7 separate regions of the Homo sapiens genome follow, and all the other regions are linked to region 5. The links are chromatin contacts, found by Hi-C in ENCODE. All regions are on one chromosome and are shown on one strand. The core of a region is the stretch at or near the end of the contact, and the rest is flanking DNA. Distances in the headings are between cores, read along the strand shown. Region 1 holds the start of IFIT5 (interferon induced protein with tetratricopeptide repeats 5). Region 2 holds the start of PANK1-AS1 (PANK1 antisense RNA 1). Region 3 holds the start of LIPA (lipase A, lysosomal acid type). Region 4 holds the start of BTAF1 (B-TFIID TATA-box binding protein associated factor 1). Region 5 holds the start of GHITM (growth hormone inducible transmembrane protein). Region 6 holds the start of KIF20B (kinesin family member 20B). Region 7 holds the start of PCGF5 (polycomb group ring finger 5).

The links. Hi-C counts contacts between places; a loop is a spot of excess contacts on that map. Pooled maps may share reads with other maps.
Region 1: a loop to region 5 is called in a pooled map, with 10 times the contacts of the local background. The contact joins the promoter of IFIT5 here to the promoter of GHITM in region 5. A Hi-C loop is called at or near these places in 5 of 50 pooled maps.
Region 2: a loop to region 5 is called in a pooled map, with 11 times the contacts of the local background. The contact joins the promoter of PANK1-AS1 here to the promoter of GHITM in region 5. A Hi-C loop is called at or near these places in 7 of 50 pooled maps.
Region 3: a loop to region 5 is called in a map of CD4-positive, alpha-beta T cell, with 8 times the contacts of the local background. The contact joins the promoter of LIPA here to the promoter of GHITM in region 5. A Hi-C loop is called at or near these places in 2 of 168 maps with a recorded cell type or tissue (CD4-positive, alpha-beta T cell and naive thymus-derived CD4-positive, alpha-beta T cell) and 5 of 50 pooled maps.
Region 4: a loop to region 5 is called in a pooled map, with 8 times the contacts of the local background. The contact joins the promoter of BTAF1 here to the promoter of GHITM in region 5. A Hi-C loop is called at or near these places in 4 of 50 pooled maps.
Region 6: a pooled map shows a loop between it and region 5 (40-fold over the local background). The contact joins the promoter of KIF20B here to the promoter of GHITM in region 5. A Hi-C loop is called at or near these places in 7 of 50 pooled maps.
Region 7: a pooled map shows a loop between it and region 5 (17-fold over the local background). The contact joins the promoter of PCGF5 here to the promoter of GHITM in region 5. A Hi-C loop is called at or near these places in 5 of 50 pooled maps.

Annotation. Positions count from the first base shown.
Region 1 is chr10:89,413,270-89,416,241 of GRCh38, reverse strand. It overlaps IFIT5 (interferon induced protein with tetratricopeptide repeats 5), which reads right to left and starts at 1,674. Exons shown (of 2, transcript NM_012420.3): 1 at 1,439-1,674. The coding sequence starts at 1,443. It also overlaps a transcript of LIPA not described here. RefSeq lists enhancers at 628-697, 798-897, 1,508-1,817.
Region 2 is chr10:89,642,841-89,645,658 of GRCh38, reverse strand. PANK1-AS1 (PANK1 antisense RNA 1) reads right to left here and starts at 1,545. Exons shown (of 5, transcript NR_184344.1): 1 at 1,460-1,545. It overlaps PANK1 (pantothenate kinase 1), which reads left to right and starts at 417. Exons shown (of 7, transcript NM_148977.3): 1 at 417-1,059. The coding sequence starts at 768. RefSeq lists silencers at 414-893, 1,594-1,643.
Region 3 is chr10:89,250,384-89,253,301 of GRCh38, reverse strand. LIPA (lipase A, lysosomal acid type) reads left to right here and starts at 1,527. Exons shown (of 10, transcript NM_000235.4): 1 at 1,527-1,565. RefSeq lists an enhancer at 1,441-1,500.
Region 4 is chr10:91,922,295-91,925,201 of GRCh38, reverse strand. BTAF1 (B-TFIID TATA-box binding protein associated factor 1) reads right to left here and starts at 1,432. Exons shown (of 38, transcript NM_003972.3): 1 at 1,112-1,432. The coding sequence starts at 1,125. RefSeq lists enhancers at 890-1,089, 1,700-1,809, 2,157-2,690 and a silencer at 1,150-1,449.
Region 5 is chr10:84,138,069-84,141,007 of GRCh38, reverse strand. GHITM (growth hormone inducible transmembrane protein) reads right to left here and starts at 1,499. Exons shown (of 9, transcript NM_014394.3): 1 at 1,415-1,499. RefSeq lists a silencer at 1,219-1,418 and enhancers at 992-1,561, 1,562-2,131.
Region 6 is chr10:89,700,177-89,703,172 of GRCh38, reverse strand. KIF20B (kinesin family member 20B) reads right to left here and starts at 1,583. Exons shown (of 33, transcript NM_001284259.2): 1 at 1,493-1,583. RefSeq lists enhancers at 905-1,421, 1,422-1,937 and a silencer at 1,982-2,061.
Region 7 is chr10:91,218,892-91,221,937 of GRCh38, reverse strand. PCGF5 (polycomb group ring finger 5) reads right to left here and starts at 1,275. Exons shown (of 10, transcript NM_032373.5): 1 at 1,102-1,275. RefSeq lists silencers at 652-946, 636-1,095, 1,166-1,475 and an enhancer at 1,666-1,735.

The DNA.
Region 1 (2,972 bases), core at 425-2,924, 5.3 Mb before region 5:
TCTTACAAATGTTAGATGTGGCCAGGCGTTGTGGCTCACGCCTGTAATCCCAGCACTTTGGGAGGCTGAGGCGGGTGGACCACGAGGTCAGGAATTCGAGACCAGCCCGGTCAACATGGTGAAACCCGCGTCTCTACTAAAGATACAAAAAATTAGCCAGGCGTGGTGGCACACGCCTGTAATCCCAGCTACACGGGAAGCTGAGGCAGGGGAATGGCTTGAACCCGGGAGGCGGAGGTTGCAGTGAGCCGAGATGGAGCCATTACACTACAGCCTGGGTGACAGGGCGAGACTCCGTCTCAAAAATAAAGTTAGATGTGTGGGTGGCACTTAAACTTTTTTTTTAAACTTATAATGGGAATAATTAACATTTATTGTGCAAGTATTATGTGCTAAGCAGTCAACTGATAGGATTTATTACTGTCCTTTTCCACAGTCCCAAGAGATGGACACCATTAATTTTTACAAATAAGGAACAGACTCACAGAGTTTGAGAAACTTTGGGATCACTCAACTAGTAGGAGTTCAGTCCGGATTTAGAACAAGGGACTATCTGCTTTTAGAGCCCAAGACCTTAACATCTCATTCCTCAACTCATTAAATGCGGAAGGTTCACTAACCACGTGCAGGGCGGGGTGCTAGCCCCTGGGGATACAAAATGATCAAGAAAAGGACGCCATCATACTAAATCAGTAAAGGAAACAGATAAAGAAATCCTCATAAAACAGCGGATTGGGTGGGACGATAACAATCTGTGCTTGGTACAGAGGTAGCTCCTGGGAAGGGAAGAACTCAGACCCAGAAATCAGAAACGCAAACTGGCAGTGGCAGGCGAACCTGACGCCTGCAGGGCTGCGGCGAAACCGCGTATGCCACACCGAGGGAATGGCAGCTGGAAAGAGAGGCACGCGACAGGCCTAAGGAGACCCGTGGCACGTAGCAGCTGCCCCCGGAACAGCGCCTGGGGGCTCTGCAGGCGCTGACCAGTTTCCCGGAGGCGGCGGCCGCGGACCCAGCACGGTCACCGTCGCCGCTGCCGAGAAGAGCCGTCGGGTCGCGATGGGTGGACAGGCCTTCCGGGGGAGCGTCGCCCGGCACATACCCTGACAGTCCCGACCGCAGACGCCAGGGATGGGACAGGCTCCCGGGGAGCATCTCCTGTTCCTCCTCCCTGACCGGCCTTCTTAGGCGCTGGGGAGGGGCCGGACTCCCGAGAAGCGTCCACTCGGCCACCCTCCCCGGCAGGCCCGACTTCAGACGCCGCGCGCCGGGACAGAGCGCCCGGGGAGGGTCCCCAACGCAGATGCCCGGTTGCTGGGCGCGAGGGGCTCGGCCCCTGAAAAGGCCGCAGAACTGCGCTGGAAATGAATAAAAGCAGCCCGGTTTGAAACCAAGGCCGACGCAGGGCTTGGGAGGAGAGGCAAAGGAAAACCCTTACCTCATGATGGCAGCGCTCTGCAGGCCGTCCGGGCGGCGCAGTCCCTCGGATCGCTCTCTCCTCAGCACCGGGGACCGCGGGAAGCCGCGCGGTGGGCGTGCGCGTGCGCGTGCGCGCGCCAGGCCTCTGCAGCCCCTGGACTCGGCCGCGCGGCGTGTCTTTGTTAAAGGAGAGACCCCAGCCCCAGCAAGAACAGGAAACTGGAGATTGAATCAGATGCCGAGCGCTCAGAAACTGAAACTTAAGAAATCGAAACTAAACGTAAGCTTCAGAAACCGAAACTTAATAGAAGAGCTCAAGAGCCGCGGCCAGACGTTTGCGGAGTCCAGGGTCTTTCGGAGTTGAATTTGCAGCTGGGCTCCTTCACTTTGGTCTCGGCTTTTATCTGCCTCCCTGAGTACGCTGAGTTCGCATGCTGCCCGTGTAACTGTTTGTTTGTTTGTTTGTTTGTTTGAGATAGCGTCTCACTGTGTCACCCAGTCGTGATCTCAAGGGATGCGCCCGCCTCTGCCTCCCAAGGTGCTGGGATTACAGGCGGAAACTTAAGTCCCTGCTTCCACTCCAGTCTTTTGATTCAACAAGCAACACTGCAATGCTATACATCTATGCTGTTATTTCTGTTGGGTGTAAACTGAGAAATTTGGAGCTAAAATCTATATACATTTTAAGTTTTGACGGATATTGCCAAATAGCTTTAAAAATCCACTCTTACCCACAATTGTAGGAGACTGCTTCTCTTCCATACCTTCGCCAATGGTGCTTTGTAATAAGGACCCAATAAAGACAAGAGTGGTATTGGGGATCTAGGCAGAAAATGTCAAACACCCATACCTTAAACATTTTGTCCCCTTTGAATTCATTCAGCAAATATTGACAAACAACTGTAAGAGCCAGACTTTGTTCAAAGTACTGTCAATATAACAATAAAGAAAACAGACACGGGCCTTACCCTTATTGAGTTAATGTCTGTATTCAAAACCTCAATATCCTGTCCATAATTCATCTTTTGCATTGATTTTGGTTTTTTTTTTTTTTTTGAGACAGGGTCTCACTCTGTCACTCAGGTTGGAGTGCAGTGGTGAGATGACAGCTCACTGCAGCCTCAACCTTCATGGCTCAAGCGATCCTCCCACCTCAGCCTCCTGAGTGGCTGGGACTATATGCGTGCACCACTATGTCGGGCTAATTAATTTATTTTTTGTAGAGGCGGGGTTTTGCCATGTTGCCCAGGCTGGTCTCCAACACCTGGGCACAAATATTTTTCTAAACCTTAAATATTGTTCCGCCCATCGTGGCCTCCCAAAATGCTGGGATTACAGGCATGAGCCACTATGCTTGGCCTGATTTTGAATTTTTAAAAACATATTGCATTGAAATATTGTCTACCTTGATCACTGAGCTTCTGGCACCCCACCCCTCAAAACTTAGTGCCTGAAGCGAGTGCCTCATTTAAAGCAATCACTTCTAACAGTTGTACTGTCTTATACAGAAACTGCTGGTCACCTGTGGCTATTAAGAACCTGATTTTTAATTT
Region 2 (2,818 bases), core at 296-2,795, 5.5 Mb before region 5:
CACTCCCCTCCCTCCCCAAGTCTGCCAACTTTTCTATAAATAATTGTTCTCCCTCCCCTCAGGCCTCTAAGTAGTTTGGTCACTTAACCAAACGCACAGGCACACACGCGCGCGCGCGTAAGCACACACTCACAAAGCGGGGAGGGTAACGTGAATGACCTTGCAAAGGTATCTTGCTCACTGGGGACAGGATTAGCAAACCTGACACCTCTGCAAATAATTGTCTTCCTCCCGTATTCCTCCTGAAACGGTTCGCTCCTTTCGCTGTCTCTCCCAGACCCATCTGGTTTTCACATCGCCATACAAAGCCCAACCCGCCCATCTCCTCTCTGCAAGCCCAGAGAACTTGATTCCCCATGTTGAAACTCGTCGGTGGCGGTGGCGGGCAGGACTGGGCATGCTCAGTGGCGGGGACCAGTCTGGGAGGCGAGGAAGCCGCGTTTGAAGTCGCGCGGCCTGGGGATCAGGGGAAGGCGGGCGGCGGGAGCCCCGGCTGGGGGTGCGCGGGGATCCCCGATTCCGCGCCCGGGGCTGGCGTGCTCCAGGCCGGCGCCGTGGGGCCGGCGCGCGGGGGGCAGGGCGCAGAGGAGGTGGGGGAGTCGGCAGGAGGAGGGGAGGAGCGCCGGGTTCGCCATCCCCAGGCGCCGGCTCTGCGGCTGCTGAATCGGAAGCCGCAGGGAGGATCCGGGGAAATAAAGACGCCGGAGAATGACCTCCAGCGAGGCCGCCTGAGCCGGGGCCCGCGCACAGCCCCGCCAGCCCCCGGCATGGGCGACCGCAGCGGGCAGCAGGAGCGCTCGGTCCCGCACTCTCCAGGGGCCCCCGTGGGCACCAGCGCCGCCGCTGTGAACGGGCTGCTGCACAACGGCTTCCATCCGCCGCCAGTCCAGCCGCCGCACGTCTGCAGCCGGGGTCCAGTGGGCGGCAGCGACGCGGCGCCCCAGCGCCTCCCGCTCCTGCCGGAGCTGCAGCCGCAGCCACTGCTCCCTCAGCATGACTCCCCGGCCAAGAAATGCCGGCTGCGGAGGAGGATGGACTCGGGGAGAAAGAACAGGCCGCGTAAGTCCCGCTGGGAGGGGAGCGCGGGCGCAAGGCAGACGCAGCGTGCGGGGCCCGGGACTGGGAGCGGCTGAGGCAGGCGCCGCAGCACGCCCCGTGCGCCCCCGCGTCTGCGGTCGAGGGACTGCACAGAGTAGGTTCCCGGGACTGATTCTTTTCCTAGGGGACATCAAGCACTACAGGTCTTTGCCTGAGCCTGCCCTTTGCTCGCTTCTATCAGTAGAACGAGGATTGGACACGAAGCTTGAGCGGGTCCCTAGGTCAAGGATATATAATAAGCGAACGCTCTGTCCGCCCTTCTAATTGGTGGCTGGGAAAACGCAGGTGTGTGAACATTTGCTGGGGTCCAGGAGTGAGGATAAAGTGGGCGGCACACCGAGGGTGCTCTCTCCTTTCTCACCCCTCTCGCTTCTCTGAGCGCGTCCTACTGGGGTTGCCTGCCCTTTGAATCACAGAGTAGCCAGCAGCGTCTCGGGTCTATTGGAGAGCGCAAGTCTGGAGGCGTGGAGTTTAACTACCCCCCAAAATCACAGCCTATTAGAAGCTGTTTCTTCACGGCCAATGAGAGGGTTTTTTGGGAGGGACACACCCACTGATACCATGTGGGCCGGAACTATGTGGACCAATGAGGATTGGAGGTGGATTTTTTTTTTCAACGAAGGGGGAGGTTGAGTTGAGGGTTTGTAATTGTAATGTACACCGGAGAAAGCCGAAGTGCATTATTTCACAATCTAAAGCTTGTATATATAATGGTAGTTTGTAAAGTGTACCTTCCCCACAGGACGCTGTGGGATGTAAATTTGTAGGTCGAGTTTACAGCTGGTTTTTCTTGACTGAAGCTCATTCAACTGGTTACTTCTTTGTGGGTGTCTTTAATGAAGCTTATAAATGGCAAAAAGCAAAGTAAGTACAGTAAATGCTAATAAATGACTGCATTTGCATAGAGGTTATGCTGTTCGATATAGGGAAATTGTTAAGTAGGTTTTGGATTTCTGTGAAAGTTTAATGTTTGGCAAATAACACCTTCACTTTTCCCTGTTTCTATGTCTTTTTGACTCTTAGCTTTTCTGTATTGGATTAAGGTTTCTAAGACCTTGGAAAGCCCTTTGACATGACTGTGGGTGACTCTGGTACTTGTATTTTGTGGGTTTGAAATGTTAAATTTGTAGGTTAAGATTTTGTGTGGAACTTTAAAGCCAAACAGCAGATTTGGCTACAGTTGTAAGGTGTAAGGTTGTAATCTAGCACCTGAATTTTTATTTGCTTTTGTTTTTGATACTTGTTAGAAAATGACTTTCATTAGTATTAATATTTTAAAAGTCAGGACTTAATATTGATTACCTGTGATTTATAAACCTGTTTCACTTATTTTGAAGCTATACTTCAGTTATTTCTCTTATCTACATTGACAGATTGTACTAGAGTTTGCAATGAAAATAGCTAAAATATAATGAAAGGGAGCTTCTAGCTTAATCTTCTATGTTTAATTGAGGATATAACACCTCTTGAAATAACTTCTGAGGAATTGAAAATACACCCTCTAGGAATATCTTGAAGACAGAGAAAAACTAACCTGAGCCTTAACTTGTGCTTGCAAACCCACAGAAATTATTTTAAAATACAAGAAAATGTAACTATCTGCCTGTGTGCTTTGTATCAGAAATTAAAGTGGTTTATGTTTCTTACAGAATAAAAATCCTAGTTGTTTTAAGTTTCATGACCACGATTGTTACTTATAATTTTTAAAAAACGGTTCGTC
Region 3 (2,918 bases), core at 278-2,777, 5.1 Mb before region 5:
TGTGAGTCAGTTAAACCTTTTTCCTTCATAAATTACCCAGTCTTGGGTATGTCTTTATTAGCAGCATGAGAACAGACTAATACACCTTCTAATTAGTCTCCCTGCTTCTGTAGTTCAGAATGATCTTTCTAAACTAGATTATGCTGCCCTTCTATTGAAAATATTACACTGGCTTCTCATCTTACTCAGAAGACACGGTAAGATCTTGACAAGTGGCTCCCAAGGCACCAGACTTCTAGGACTTCATGTTCTATTACTTTCTACTATGTACATTCTGTTTTAGCCTCAAAGACCTCACCACTCTGGCTAGGACCCACCAGGAATATTCCTACCACAGGGCCTTTGTACCTGCTATTTTCACCCAGAATGTGCTTTCTCCAGTATCTAAGGCTGTTAACTACCTCCTTGCCTGTGCTCAGGTGTCACTTCATAAGAGTCCTTTCCTGATTACCATATACATATCATCCTCCTTATCCCTGTTTTTTTTTTTTTTTGGGGGATGGAGTCTCACTCTGTTGTCCATGCTGGAGTGCAGTGGCATGATCTCCGCTCACTGCAACCTCCACCTACCTGGTTCAAGCCATTTTCCTGCCTCAGCCTCCCAAGGAGCTGGGATTAGAGGCACACACCACCACACCCGCTAATTTTGTATTTTTAGTAGAGATGGGGTTTCACCAAGTTGGCCAGGCTGGTCCTGAACTCCTGTCCTCAGGTGATCCGCCCTCCTCAGCTTCCCAAACTGCTGGGATTACAGGCGTGAGCCACTGTGCCCAGCCCCTTGTTGTTTGTTGTTGTTGTTGTTTGTTTGTTTTTGTTGTTATTTATAGCACTTATCACCACCTCATGTATTATATAGTTATTCATGATGTGTCTCTTCCCATCAGAATATATACAAGAGAACAGGAACCTTGTTTGGTTGGTTTCTATACCTCCACTGTCTTACTAATGCCTGGCATTTAGTAGGTGCTCAATAAAATCTTTGTTTTAGAAAATGATTAATAAATAATATGTACATATTGAATATTGTTTCCTCTTTTAACAAATCTTTAATAATAATAAAAAATTTAAAGCAGCAAGATTGCTTTGCATCAGGCACAATGATAAGCGCTTTAAATGGAGCCCATGATTCACTTTCATTTATAGAGCCCACATGCTCTCTGTCAGGCGCAGAAGGTGCCAGCCCTGCAGGAGCTTCGGGGGCGGAGCAGAAGGCCGCCTAAAACAGCCTTTGCTAAGAGAGCATGCGTAGGCGACGCGCTGGTAGAGCTGTGGACCTGCCAGCCTGCGAGGCGGAGGACGGGCTCCATCTCTTAGAAACGCCTACGGCGCATGCTCTATGGGGTCAACTGGGGGGCTGGCAAGCGGCAGCGCTGGTCTGGGGCGGAGTCTCCGAGGCACTTCCCGGTGGCTGGCTGCTCTGATTGGCTGAACAAATAGTCCGAGGGTGGTGGGCATCCGCCCTCCCGACAAGGCAGACCAGGCCCCCTGCAGGTCCCCTATCCGCACCCCGGCCCCTGAGAGCTGGCACTGCGACTCGAGACAGCGGCCCGGCAGGACAGCTCCAGGTGAGAGTGCCGGCGCCGCGGCGCTGCCAGGTGCGGGTGCGGCGTGGAAGCTGGTGCCTTCAGCAAGGGGAGGGTCGCGCCCCGAGGCTCTGCCGGCCGGCAAGACCCTCTGCGTTTGGACCCAGCGAGTCTTGCCTGGGGTGCCTGCGGGTGCTTTTTCTGCGGGCGTTGGCTCAAGGCATCTGCCAATCAACCAGGGCAACTTCAGAGAGCAACTTCAGAGAGAAGCCCACTCTCTTCCCTGGGCGCTGTCCACTTTCCTGGACAGGCGCGGTCTCCGGTCAGTGAAGCTGCCCAGTGCTCCTGGACCGCGAGGACAGCAGGGATGTCTGATTCCTCTCTCTGCATCCTCGTGCTCTCCCCTTAGCTCCTCCAGGCATCCCATCCTACCTCTCTTGTTAGCCAACGGCGTGGTCGAAAGCAGACTTGGGCATCAATCCTGGTTAAAGTCCCAGCGATACTGCTTTTTAAACAGCTGACACTTTGCTTCCAGTACTTCAGCTGGGTGAACCTCAGATTCCTGAAAAATGGAATTAATGGTACTGCCATAGGGTCGGTGGAGGAGTAATTGACAGTAGATCAGAAGCGCTGCCTGCGGTGGCTGGCGCCTCGCAAGAGCTTAAATGGGAGTCGTAATAATTGTTGTTATTAGAAAGTTAAATAGCATGCTGCGTTGGGGCCTTTTCTTCTGCCACTGAACTGTTGGACTGCTCTTATCTTTTTTCAGAATCTGTACTATGCATCTAATATATACGTGGCACTTTGCTTGGTCCTGGGGGTACAAAGCTGAGTCAGATTGTTACAAAGTCTAAATAACTGAGATAAAGGTGTTAATACAGCCCAGAAAAGCACACTTAATTCAGCCTGGAAGGTTTTTTTTCCCCCCTCCTTCGAGATTTTCAGAGTATCTCCTTCTTAGTAAGAATTGCTTGGCTTAGTATGTTGAGAAAAACATACTAAGTATGTAGTGTTGTGTTGGAAGGAAAACTTAACTGGGTGAGATTTTCAGCTGAGTAGCTTTAGCTGTTACTCTCATGGACCTTCCTCTGGGCGGTTGATACAGGTTCTGTAGGAAAACCGCTGAATGAAAGCAGCTCCTGCAGATGCTATTCTGTTTTCAATTGTGGTAATTCCTTTAATTTTTTCCCTTTCAATTTACTCCTTATTCTCTAGTAATAATGGACTTTTGGGAGGTTGCATTTATGATAAAAAATAGCCTGGGGCTGTACAATCCTTCCTATCATGAAGAAGTACAAAGTTGTAAGTAGAAGCAGTGGCCTTGCTTTGCCAATGCACACTGAAGGGGATAACGTTTGCTCCTGTTCAGAGTTCACGGTCGGGCGCGGTGGCTCA
Region 4 (2,907 bases), core at 183-2,682, 7.8 Mb before region 5:
TAAAATAAAAATCAGATGCCCCATACTACGGTACCTAGCAACCCCCTTCACCCAACTCCCATGGGCTTCTCCCACACACTATTTCATCAGTCATCTAGGGAGTCTGTAAGGAATGGGTTATCCTTTCCCTTGCAAAACAGATAAAACTTGTGCACTTAATACGCTCAAAGAATGTGTTCAGTTAATTATAAAAAAATGAAAACTATTTGTTTTCATCATTTATTCCTTCAGTCTATATGGTAAAAGAATCCAATTCTCATTAAAAGTTACCATATCAACTCTAAGGAACTTGGTGAATCCATCCGATCACTATCACAGAGGAACTATCCCTTAATTACATGTACAGAGGGTCACCAAATTCCGCTTACAAAAGCTTTCCAACCATTCTATCATACCGGAGGAAAAAGTAATGTTTCTCCTATAGCTATACAAATAAATGTCGTTAGTTTTTCTATAGTTTTCCTGGGCTTTCCTGTTGACAGGCAATATTTCAAAAGAATATAAGATCTGTGATTTATCTTCCACGCCTTAGTTACGGAAAATGATGCTAATACGATAATTGGCTTAAGGTTACAACGCTGACGTTGGAATGTTTACTGCCAAACAAAAGGAGAAATTATACTTAATTTTAAAAAACATCTCAGGAAAGAACATACCCCTAAAAACGTAAATTAAAACTGGTAACATAATTAGACGGTCTCTTAGATAATAGTAATTCAGGTTTCCCCTCCATCGACAGTAACTACCAAGTTTTCCCATGAAATGGAGGTTAGGGACCAGCCTTAGAATACTGAGAAAGATAAGAGACTCCCCTAGAATCGAAAGAGGGAAGAGAAACCAGAGAACAGAAACATGGTGAGGAAAGAGAAAAAACAGCTCTAACGTGCCAAGGGGTCTATTAACAAGAAAAAGGCATTATTGAACCGATTTACCCAGGAGTAACCCGAGCCCAAACCCCCGCCGACCACGGGGCGAACTCCGAAGTCTACTGAAGAAAGCTCCAGAGCCCAGTGACAATGAGAACCGCTCTTCTCTAGGAGTGGGGGCTCTAAGAGGAGACCATGCCTTCCCTGAATCGCCTTCCAGTTTGCTCGTCAGGAGCAAGACCCACCTGGAGACCGCCATGGCCGGGCGCCGGCGGTTCGGAGCTCCCCGCGACCTACGCGCCGCGCAGCTGAGGCGCTAGTTTCCAGAGAGCTGAGCGGCGCAGGCCCAGGCCGCGGAGCACAGGGGAGCGGCCGGTGCGGCGTGGGGCGTTCCAGCGCAGGCCCTCGGGCATCTGCCCTGCCGCCTACCCGAGCTCGTCCCCGCGGCGGCCGGTAAGCAGGGGTCCAAGACGGTAGCGGAGGCGGCAGTCCTCCGACCCGCACGACTTCAAACCGGGTACCCTCAGCTCCGCTCTTTGCTGACGCGGGCGTCGGCACGCACAACTGAGCGTCAGCGCGCCGGAAGTGACGTAAGCTCACCGACAGGAGCTTAGCTCGGCGCGAGCGCCTTTGGTTTGGCGGCACGCGCCTAAATAAAAGCGCTTTGTGCTGATGTGGAGAGGGTGTCTAGTCTTAAAACTAGGGAAGGAGGTGAAGTAAGGGTCCCCTTATTTGACAGAGAAGGAAAAAGGCGATTTAGTCCAAGTCCTGGAACTTCGAAAGCTTGGTTTCTAATTCCACACTACCCAGATTCTGCTTCCCACCGTACTGCATCTAGGAAGCAAGATCAGAAGGACCTTAACATGCTCTTGTCCAGGTGGTGAAGCCAGTGGGAGGAGTGAAAGCAAAAAGTCGCTATGACACTGAAGAAATGGCTCAGATGTTTGTCATTATTTGCCAGAAGTTCTGCCTAGGTATTGGAGAGAAGGTCTTCTGACCAACGATTTTGCCAAGTTTGATTTCTCAATTGTTTATGTTGTTTGTACCATCATTTTCTCAGCCAGCCAGATTTGAAAACTACCATTTTTAAATTTTTGTTCCTTTGGGGGACTTATCTGGCTTTTCAATATTTTTAAGTTCATTAGGCTTTTAAACACTTCTGCCAGGCCCTTATCATCTTACACTTGATTTTTTTTTTTTGACCGAGTTTCGCTCTGTCGCCCAGGCTGGAGTGCAGTGGCGCGATCTCGGCTCACTGCCAACCTGCGCTTACCGGGTTCAAGCGATTCTAAATGTGCCTCAACCTCCCGAGTAGCTGGGAGGCACACGAGCCCCACGCCGGGCCAATTTTTTGTATTTTTTAGTAGAGACGGGGTTTCGCCATGTAGGCCAGGCTTGTCTCCTGCTCCTGGCCTCAAGTGATCTGCCCGCCTCGGCCTCCCAAAGTGCTGGGATTACAGGTGTGAGCCACTGCGCCCGGCCCTTAAACTTGATTTTTATGCTAGTAGTCAAAATAATATTTCTCCAATTTTCAGTTCAGCCCATTTTATAGGCCAACAGATTAATCTTCAAAAAACCTCACTGCTTTTTATCATGTCGCTCCTATGCTTATAAAGCATGTCCATTGGCTTCTCATTACCTGAAGAGGCTATGTCTCAATCCTTGAGTCTGTTTTTCATCTGTAAAATGAGGCTAATGAGAAGTACTGCAGAAGATTGTGGGAATAAAATGAGGTCATGAATCTAGAAGAGCTTACAAGAACTTTGTAAACCATAAAGTAGTATATATGTATGTAAAGAGAAAGAAACTAACAAGTACCTGCTGTGTGCTGGGCACATGACATGCATTATCCATATAATTTGTAGGGAAGCCTTGAAAAGTTAGTTTTAATCTTCGTAGACAAGGAAACTAAGCTCAGAAAGGTTAAGTAATTTGCCTCAAGATTCAAGCTAGTAATAATATTTATTGTCCAGTCATTCAACAAATGTTTGTCACCTCTCTGTATCAGAAACTCTGCTTGGCGGTGTTCATGCTATTAAAA
Region 5 (2,939 bases), core at 250-2,749:
CAAGGTTATACTGCATTACAAAGCTAAAAGGTATTAAAAGAAGCCAACTATATGAATTTCAGCTAATCATACCAAATATTACTTTCCTTCAACATGAGATATAAAAATATTCTAAGTTAACCTATTCTATATGTCCTACTATAATGCGTAAAGGACATTTAGTCTTTCAAAGTAAACAAGTAAACTCAGTTACCAACCAGGTTTCCCTTACATTAGACTCCCTCGATGGTGTCTTCAAAAGAAAAGCATGCTAAAAACTGGATTATCTTAGCTCCAGGGCACATTATACTAGATGGGTGGTCAACCAGAAGTCAGCAGACAGTGTTTCTGTAATGCTAAGGTGAGGTGACTACAATAGGTCAGAATGAAATGACGAGTGTAAACCAACTGGGGCTACCAGCCCATCTCTGCCAATGATTTGTAGTGAATTCTAGGCAAGTGATATACTTCTGGGCCCATTTCCCCATCTGTAACATAAGGATTCCGTGTTCAGACTACAGCGTTGACCCTTAGACTACCTGCTTGAAAGTGCCCCGGATGCATCTTAAAATGTAGGCTCCTGGGTCTTTCTTTGCTCCTAATGATTCTACCCCTAGGAATAAGACCAAGAACGTGTGTTTTAACGAACACTCCAAAAGCTAAGAACTATTGCTTTAAGATACCCGAGCGTCCTCCGAGCTCTGCAACTGAACTATTAAGGGTCTTAAAATTCGGCACCCGGCCTTTGGGAAAACACCCAGCGCTTTTGGAACTTTCGTGCCATTACATCATCTCAACCTATGGCTGTCCTGTATCTTCCTCAGTACTCAGTCCACTGGTTGGGGCCGAAGAGGTCCAGCTCAGAGTGACCTCCATGTGGCGTAACAGCCCAGAGTGGGAATCCCGCTTCTGACAGGTTAGAAGTGACCTTGTGAGGAGTGTGGATCTCTAAGACTCAGATGTCGTTGCTATAAAATGGGGAAAATACTACCGACCCTAATCCAAGGGCTTATGCCTCCGTGAGCATTGATGAGTTTGGGTGCCTGGTCCCCGAGAAAGTTCACCCAGCCCGCTAGATTCAGATGAGAACCCGGCAGCAAACTTCCCTGTCAACCCACAACACCTCTGCCCCTGCCCCAGGTGCCGCTACCAGCGCAGCGGCTGTACGGCCTCGCCGCAAGGATGACTCAGCACCTTGTTGCCCGAGGACAGAAGCACAGCTACACTGAGCCCTTGCCCGCCTGACCAGGGCCTTGTGCCGCCGCCCTCTCCACCAGGTCACCCACAGGACTGCGACCCCAACGCGCAGGCCGGCCCTGACGCAGCCAGCAGCACCGCTGCTTCCAGCCCTTCCCCCCGCACCCAGCGGTCCCGTGAGGGCGGCTGTCAGGACCACCGGGGATCCCGGGCGCCCGCCGGCCAGCCGGAGCAGTACCTCGGTCCCCGGTCACCTTCGCCTCGCAGTTTCCCTTCCGGGCCCCTAGCGTCGGCCTCAAAGAGCACAGTTCCTCCGGCGCACTGCATGACGCAACATCGAAAGGACGTAAATAGTACGAGCAGCCAATCACGGGCAGGCCTCTGTCGGAAAAGCGGCCACACTGGGGGAGGCGGGGTTCCGGGTTGAGGAGGCGGGGTTCCAAATTGGTGGGGCGGGGCCAGTTGAGGATTGTTGCAGGGAACGTCATAGTCAGCGTCCATTTTGCGTGTGGGCATGGGAGTCGTCTCGGCCATCTTTGTTTTGGGCAGTGGAGCTCTGTTTTGCTTTTGTTTTAGTCGTTTCACTCGCCGCAGCTATAAGAATTATGTAAAAATTGAAAGAAAGTAATGTTAGAGTTAAAAATTATTCCGTTTATTCCGTTCCTTTTTGAAGGCCTTTTTGTCCCTTAATTTATCGTGAGATAAATATCTTTTCAAATGTGTCTGCTTCTGAGCCGAGTCATCCGGTTTCTGGGGTCTCATGCCAAATGTTAGATGGTGACATCCAGAAAAGATTTTTTCTAGATGGTTTTTTCATTGCTTTGTGACTTTCCCGCCCACATTTTCAAGTTTCACCCTAAACCTGTGTAATAGGCCTGATAACAGCCGCCTCTGCCTTGCACCCAGGATTGCTCTGAGGACTAAGATGTTTCCATTGCGCGTAATTTGATAGGTGAAGAGCTAGTTGTGGAATACGCGAGAGAGTTACTTTCTTTTTCACTCTCCCTCTATTTCAACAGATATTTACTGAATGCTCAACTTCGTACCAAGCTCTGTTCTAGAAATATATACAAATGAATCAGCCGGGCGTGGTGGCTCAAGCCTGTAATCCCAGTACTTTGGGAGGCCGCGGCGGGTGGATCACTTGAGGTTAGGAGTTCGAGACCAGCCTGGCCAACGTGGGGAAACCCTGTCTCTACTAAAAATACAAAAATTTGCCAGGCGTGATTGGTGCCTGTAATCTAAGCTACTTGGGAAGCTAAGGCAGGAGAATCACTTGAACCCAGGAGGCGGAGGTTCCAGTGAGCCCAGATCCCGCAACTGCACTCCAGCCTGGGCGATAGAGGGAGACTCAGTCTCAAAAAAAAAAGAAACCAAAAAAACAAAAACAAAAAAACAGCAAATGAATTAAACCCGTGTGTGCTACCACTATTTTAACAAAATAAAGTCCTTGCTCTGTGGCTTTACTTTCTGGTAGAGACAGAACATAGAAAAAATATAATGTGATAACTTAATACCATGAAGAAAGAGCAGATTAAAACCCTGAAAGGGTGATAAGGTGATTAACAACATGCAAAATTCATGAACCTTTATCTCCTAAGCAGTAGTTAATTGTGATTTATGATTCCTAATCATGTAAACCTTGACAAATATAAAGACTTGCCTTCTATGTGGATAATAAAAGAGTCTGGCAGCAACACAATTCTTATCTCTTTACGCTGAAAATGGCAGGAAAACACTAGAGAAATCTCACGAAACTGAAC
Region 6 (2,996 bases), core at 334-2,833, 5.6 Mb before region 5:
AGAGTTCATGGAAATGCCCAGAAAACTAAAAAACACCTGTGGCTTCAAATAATAATTTTTGGTTTAAAGAAAAGTGTTGATAAATCTTTTAAATTGCTGAATTAAAAAGAATATTCCTATGTACTAAAAGCAGTTATAATAAAGTATTTGTTCATATGCTCATTTTTCAATGAACAAACTACTTCCTAGCATTTCTAAAAGTGTTCAGACTTACTGTAACTTCTTGCGATTTTAGATGACTTCTACTTATACGTGGCCTTCCCAACTAAACTGGAAACTTCTTGATGGCAAGAACCTTGCCTTATACCACTCTGTATCCCCTATAACAAATTCAGCGACTTATGCAGGGATAAAGACTACCTAATGACTTAAAATAATGGTTATAAAGAAAATACTATTCCAAAAAAAAAAAAAAAAGTCGGTCCTAGTCTGTAATATTATCTTTCGTGACAGCAGGCTCCAAGACCTCATTTTTCATTTCAAAAGGCTGCTCTGACTGGAAAACTGCATATTTACCCTCTCTCCAATAAGAATCCACAATTGGAGACTTTGGTGAAAAATAGCAGAATCTGTTGCTGAATGAGGTTTCTGAATGTGGTCTACAACACAAAGCCTCAAAAAAAGTCTTCACAACTAATCGATGAGTATTTTATGTTATTTTTACAATTTAAAATCTGGAGTCTTGGACATGTAAGATAAATACACTGTTACACTACCTAACCCATAAGGCGTGAACTTCTGTAAACTAGTAGTTTAGCAAGAAATATAAGAGAACTGTGCCAGACATGCATCACTGAACCAGCGAGCGAATCGAGATGGAGAAAGCCTTCTAAACTGGGGAATGACAGCAGTCACTGTGCCACAAACTCTTCAGCCTGGCACTGCAAAACCCTAGAAGGGCAAGCCCCAAGGACCAGTAGGAGTAGTCTGGAAATAAGTGCACAGAGGCTACCACAGGGCTCCCCCCGCAAAAAGGCCGTGTTACCTACCAGCCGAGCAAACTGCTCACCTCAGAGCTTCAGAAAACTAGGTGTGGCAAAACAGGCCTGTTCCTCAACAACAACAGAAGCAACAACAATAATAATATTAATAACTGCAAACATTTAGTACCTACTGTGTGCCAGCACTAATAACTTTACACATTACCATTTAATCTTCACAAAAGCCGAAAGAAATAGACACTTCATTGCAGCCTTTTAACTGATAAGAAAACTAAGGTACAGAGAGAGATTAAATGAATTGTCTTGCGTCACTCAGCTAATTAGCAGTGGAGGCGAGATTTAAACCGTAACCGAATTAGTATGACTCATTCCTCGCTGCGTACCCCGTGTTCGCATCGCTCCGCAACCCAGTTCCTGACAGTAACCTCCACTGGGGTATGAGCCCTGTCGGAACATGTCCACATTGCCAAAGCCGTTTCCCCACCTTAGGCCCCATACATGCGCAGTCACCCACCTCCTTCCCCACACATTCCCGCGGGTCACCTCCTCACCTGCAAACTTCGCCTGACTAGCCAGACCCGCGAGCAGCACTGCGATGTTACCGTTTTCAAATTCAAACAATGGCGGCCAGGGCACCGCACTGAACGCTGGGAGTAGGTGGGGCGTCCAGAGCTCCGCCAGGGAGCGTAGCCGGCTCGCGCTGCGGGCTTTCCAGTGGCTACCGGAAGAAGCTCTCCAATATGGGGGCGGGTCTTGAAACGCGGGCAGCCAATGGGCGGAAGCAGGCGTGGGCCGCCCTGGTGCTGACGGTCTGGTTTGCCTCCCAGCTCTGCTAGCCGGGCTTTAGTAGTGCGCTTTCTCGCGGCTGTCATAAGTACCACGCTGTTGACTGGGACACCGATCTCCAATTCTGTCCTTGAGGCAATAAAGATGTGGCGAAGGCCCGAGGTGAGGCCACTGCCACTGCACTTAGTCCTGCGACTCCCCTAAGGACGGGCCGAGGAATGGCGGGCTAGCCACTTCCCAGTCCTGTCCCTACGGGGCAGAAAAAGGCTCGGCATCCCGGGATCCGGAGGGTCACTTCCCTCGCTGCATCCCCATTGTGCAACTGCCAGTCTAAAAATTGATATAGGTAAGCTTATGAATGCTAAAACTAATGAATGCAAGATGCTAAAACAAACAATTAACTGAAAGGTTGTAGGGAAGAGGATGTTAGTATCTCAAAGAATCACCCTACAGATCATTTCTTATTATAAAGGGAAAATAGAATTTTACACTGAAGAGATTTATTAGACATACCTTAACCAAGTGAAGATACTTAGCATCGCTAATATCACCCGATAGTATTTGTGCTAGAAATGTTTGACATTAATCATGAGGAAACAATCAGAAAAAAACAATGTAGAATATTCTACAAGACAACAGGCCTAGGCTCTTCAAAAATGTCAGTGTCATGACAGGAAAAAGAAAAAAACGAAGTGGAAAATTACTTTAGTCGAGAGTCAAAAGAAACCAAATGAAATTTGTGAATCTTGGCTGGTTCATAGTTTTTAAAAAAAAAAAAAAACTTCGAAAGACATTTGTGGACAACTGGGGAAATTTAAATATGAACTACATATTAGATGATATTGAATCAGTTTTAAATTGATTGCATGTGAGAATTAATTTGTGATTAAGTGGAAGAATGCCTTTGTTTTTGGAAGGCGCTTGCTAAAGTAATTAGCAGCAAAGTGTCACAGTGTTTGCGGCTTACCTTCAAAAGATATGGCAAAAAAATAGAGAAAGCAAATGTGGCAAAATATTAGTAATTGGTGAATCTAGTTGAAGGGTATAATGGTGTACATCGTACCAGTCTTGCAACTTTCTAAAATAACAGATTTTATAAAATAAAAAGAGGAGGGGGGAAAAGGAATAGAATTCTGATCTTTACCATGGCCTCCCAGGTCCTGCACAATCAAGTGTCAGCCGACCTCACTCCCCACTAACTGTACAGTAAGTTGATCTGCTCTGGATACCTCAAACACCAACTTCTTTCCAGCATGTATGAACCTTTGC
Region 7 (3,046 bases), core at 26-2,525, 7.1 Mb before region 5:
AGCCCTTCTCCAATGCTATTCTCAGTGCAATCTTTCCCTAGTTTTTAATGCTTACTTCTTTCCTATTACATTTGCCTTTTATTTTGATTTATAGTTACGTTCATTCTTTACCTTCTTTGTTAGACCAAAAACTCTTCAATAGAAACTGGTCATATTTAGTAGATATATAACCTGGATAATGCTACTTTCCTGTCTCAGGTTTTTTTTTTTTTTTAACTGTAAAATATGTATCCTCTCAGAAAACACAACATGAAAGGTGTTGATTTTCCTAAGTGCATTCTATAAACAGGAACTTTCCCCCATCTTAGCTGTTAACTCATTGGTAAATATAAAGCAACCGGAAAGGTAAAAGGCATTCCATCAACACATACCCACTGCGAATGTGCAGGGAATAGGCTCTACGTGTAATCATCCTATCCTCTTGGGAAACCGTATTCGTGCGTGTAACAGAAAGCAAGCATAATTAAAAGACAGGGAATCAGGGTTCTGGCCCTTACCCCTGTATGACCTTCAGCAAACCGTTTCATATCTGAGCCTGGGTCTCGGCTTCCTCCTCTATAAGTTGGGATTAACTGCCTTGCCTTTCCCACAGGTTTGCCATGAAACTCCAAAGTAAGAGAAAGTCCTCTGGAAGAGGAAATGCACGGTCCCGACCTGGGGTGGTACTAAGATCCTAAGGCACAGAGCCCTGTGACCAAGACAGTTAAGGGAAGCAAGAACTTGCAATGACGGGGCGGGGGCAAGGGGGAACTTTTCTGCGTTCTCCGGCAGGACCCAGCGGTACAGCCCTGTGGGGTCCCAGCACAGCCGCGCCCGCCCGGCAGGTGCGCGGGCCCAGGCCCCGCGGGCGCGCTGCTCAGGCCGGGGAGAGCGAGCAGCCTTTCCCGGGGCCGGCGTCCGCAGCCGGCCGCTCTCCCCGCCGAGGTAGGCACAGCTCCGAAGCCCCCGCCCGGGTCGGTAGCCCCCTGCACCCGAAGGGCCCTCCCGGCTCCAGGCTGGGCCGGCCAGGGCAGGTGTCTGGAGGTGTCGCTCTCGCCTGAGGCGCAAACTTGGGTGAGGAGTCTGGCGTCCCTGCAGCTCCCCAGCCCGCCCGGTACCTACCCAGCGGCCGCCACCGCCGCCGCTCCTCGCCCGCCAGCGCGCCGGCCTCAGAGTGAAGGAAAGTGAAACAGAAACAGCACCCGCCGCGGCCTGGCCGGTCCCCGCGCCCCGTCTGCTCTCCCCCTGCAGGCGGGAGCGCGCCGGCTCTGTGGGGCCACTCGGCTCAGGCCCGACAGGGCGCGGCGGGCCTCGGGGCCCAGGTCCGGTGCCGCCTCCAAGGGCAACTCCACCCACTTCCAACCGGCGGCACCGCCCGCCCCGCCGCCCGGCCACGCCCCCGCCGCCCGGCCACGCCCACCACCACGCCCGGAGGCCGCGCCTGCCGCCTGCGCTGCTCGCAGGTGCAGCTGCCGCCCTGGCTCCCTGTGCTACACGTAGCTCTGGCCAAATATTATCTCGGTTCTTCTTATCCTCACCGTCCACCCCTTCGGTTGTTTACATCATAACAATGACTGGCATATTTTCCCTGGAGGGTTTAAAAGCAACGGTCAGTGATGAGACTGACGCACCCTGAGAATTTGTCTCTTCAGCTGCGTCTTCCCCAAGTCTGTCCCACCTGCGCCGAAGTGGGGACAAAGCCATCCCTTGATTTGCACCTTATCTGAAAATGACTGACAAACTTGTTACTGTAGTGTGGGTCCAGAGATCATGGTCGTTGACAACTATAAGCAAACGGGAACGTTGTGGAGGTTGAGGGTGGGGGGAGGGTGAGTGGTAAAGAAGCATTACTGTTTGCAACGTTCAAAACAAACAAAAACCCAGTACTCTTTCTAGTGGACTTTGAGATCTACAAGAGACCATTCACTGCAAAAACCTTCATTCAAAAATGTGTATTCTAGAAGCCAGAGCAGTGATGGCTTAAGAAAATGACAATAATAGAGGGTAGGGGAGACTGTCAATGCAAAATATTTGCTTTTTCTCCAACTGATAGGCGTTAACTTCTTACTAAAGTGATAGATGACTCTAAGTGGCAAACCAACAAACTTAACAACCGCTAGTCCAGCAGCCATACAAGTGTTCAAAGATCCATTTCAAATTTAAAATGCATCAAGCAGTAGACCAAGGCAGCTTTTTAAACTATCCATTTTATAATCAAACTTTGACATGTTTAAAAATTGCCATTTCTAATATCACAGCAGGAGCAATACATTTTCTGAAACAGCTTTAAATGACCACATTCGTATAGTCCTTTAAAGAACCATTTTCCAAAATCATACATGCCAATGTCCAAGCTGGGATCAACTTCATAAGTCGCAGCAATCACAATGAGTAAGAGAAAACAAGTGAGGTCAAATGACTTCATGGCAGTAGGATTACTCTTTATGCTTCATATCTTTCATTTCAGAGACTAAACAGAACAGTATGTGAAAAATCACACTACTTCTAGTGTGTTTAAAATATGCATTGGAGGATATTACTGTATATATACCACAATATATAAAAAAGACTTGGTATGTTCCTATTTTGTGTCTGAAACTATTTTAAATATGTTTTAAAAGAATAACAGTGGAGTCCAGGGGGCTTAAATGTGATTGGTGACCTATCACAAGTGCGGTTAATCAGTATTCCTGAAGGAAACGAGCTTGAAGGCGGGTTTTAGGATGACATATGTTAGCAATGAAGGAAGGGGTCACAAACATGTGATACAGCAGTACCTGAGGATGAATGTGGAGGTGGGGTTGCCAGAATGGACTTGGGATGAGGGAGAACTACAACTTTTATAAGGCAATCTGTGCTTTGTGTCTGGAGAGGCAGCAATAGTTTGCAGTTAAGTGTTCTGTGGTTTCGCCTCTGCCTTCTTCAGCAACCATTCCATCTCTCCCACCCCAATTTAAAAAAATGCACACATACACAAAATAAAAACAAGTTTAAAAACTCAAACATTTGTCTGGTTAAAAAAATAATAATAGGCCTGGCACGGTGGCTCATGCCTGTAATCCTAGCA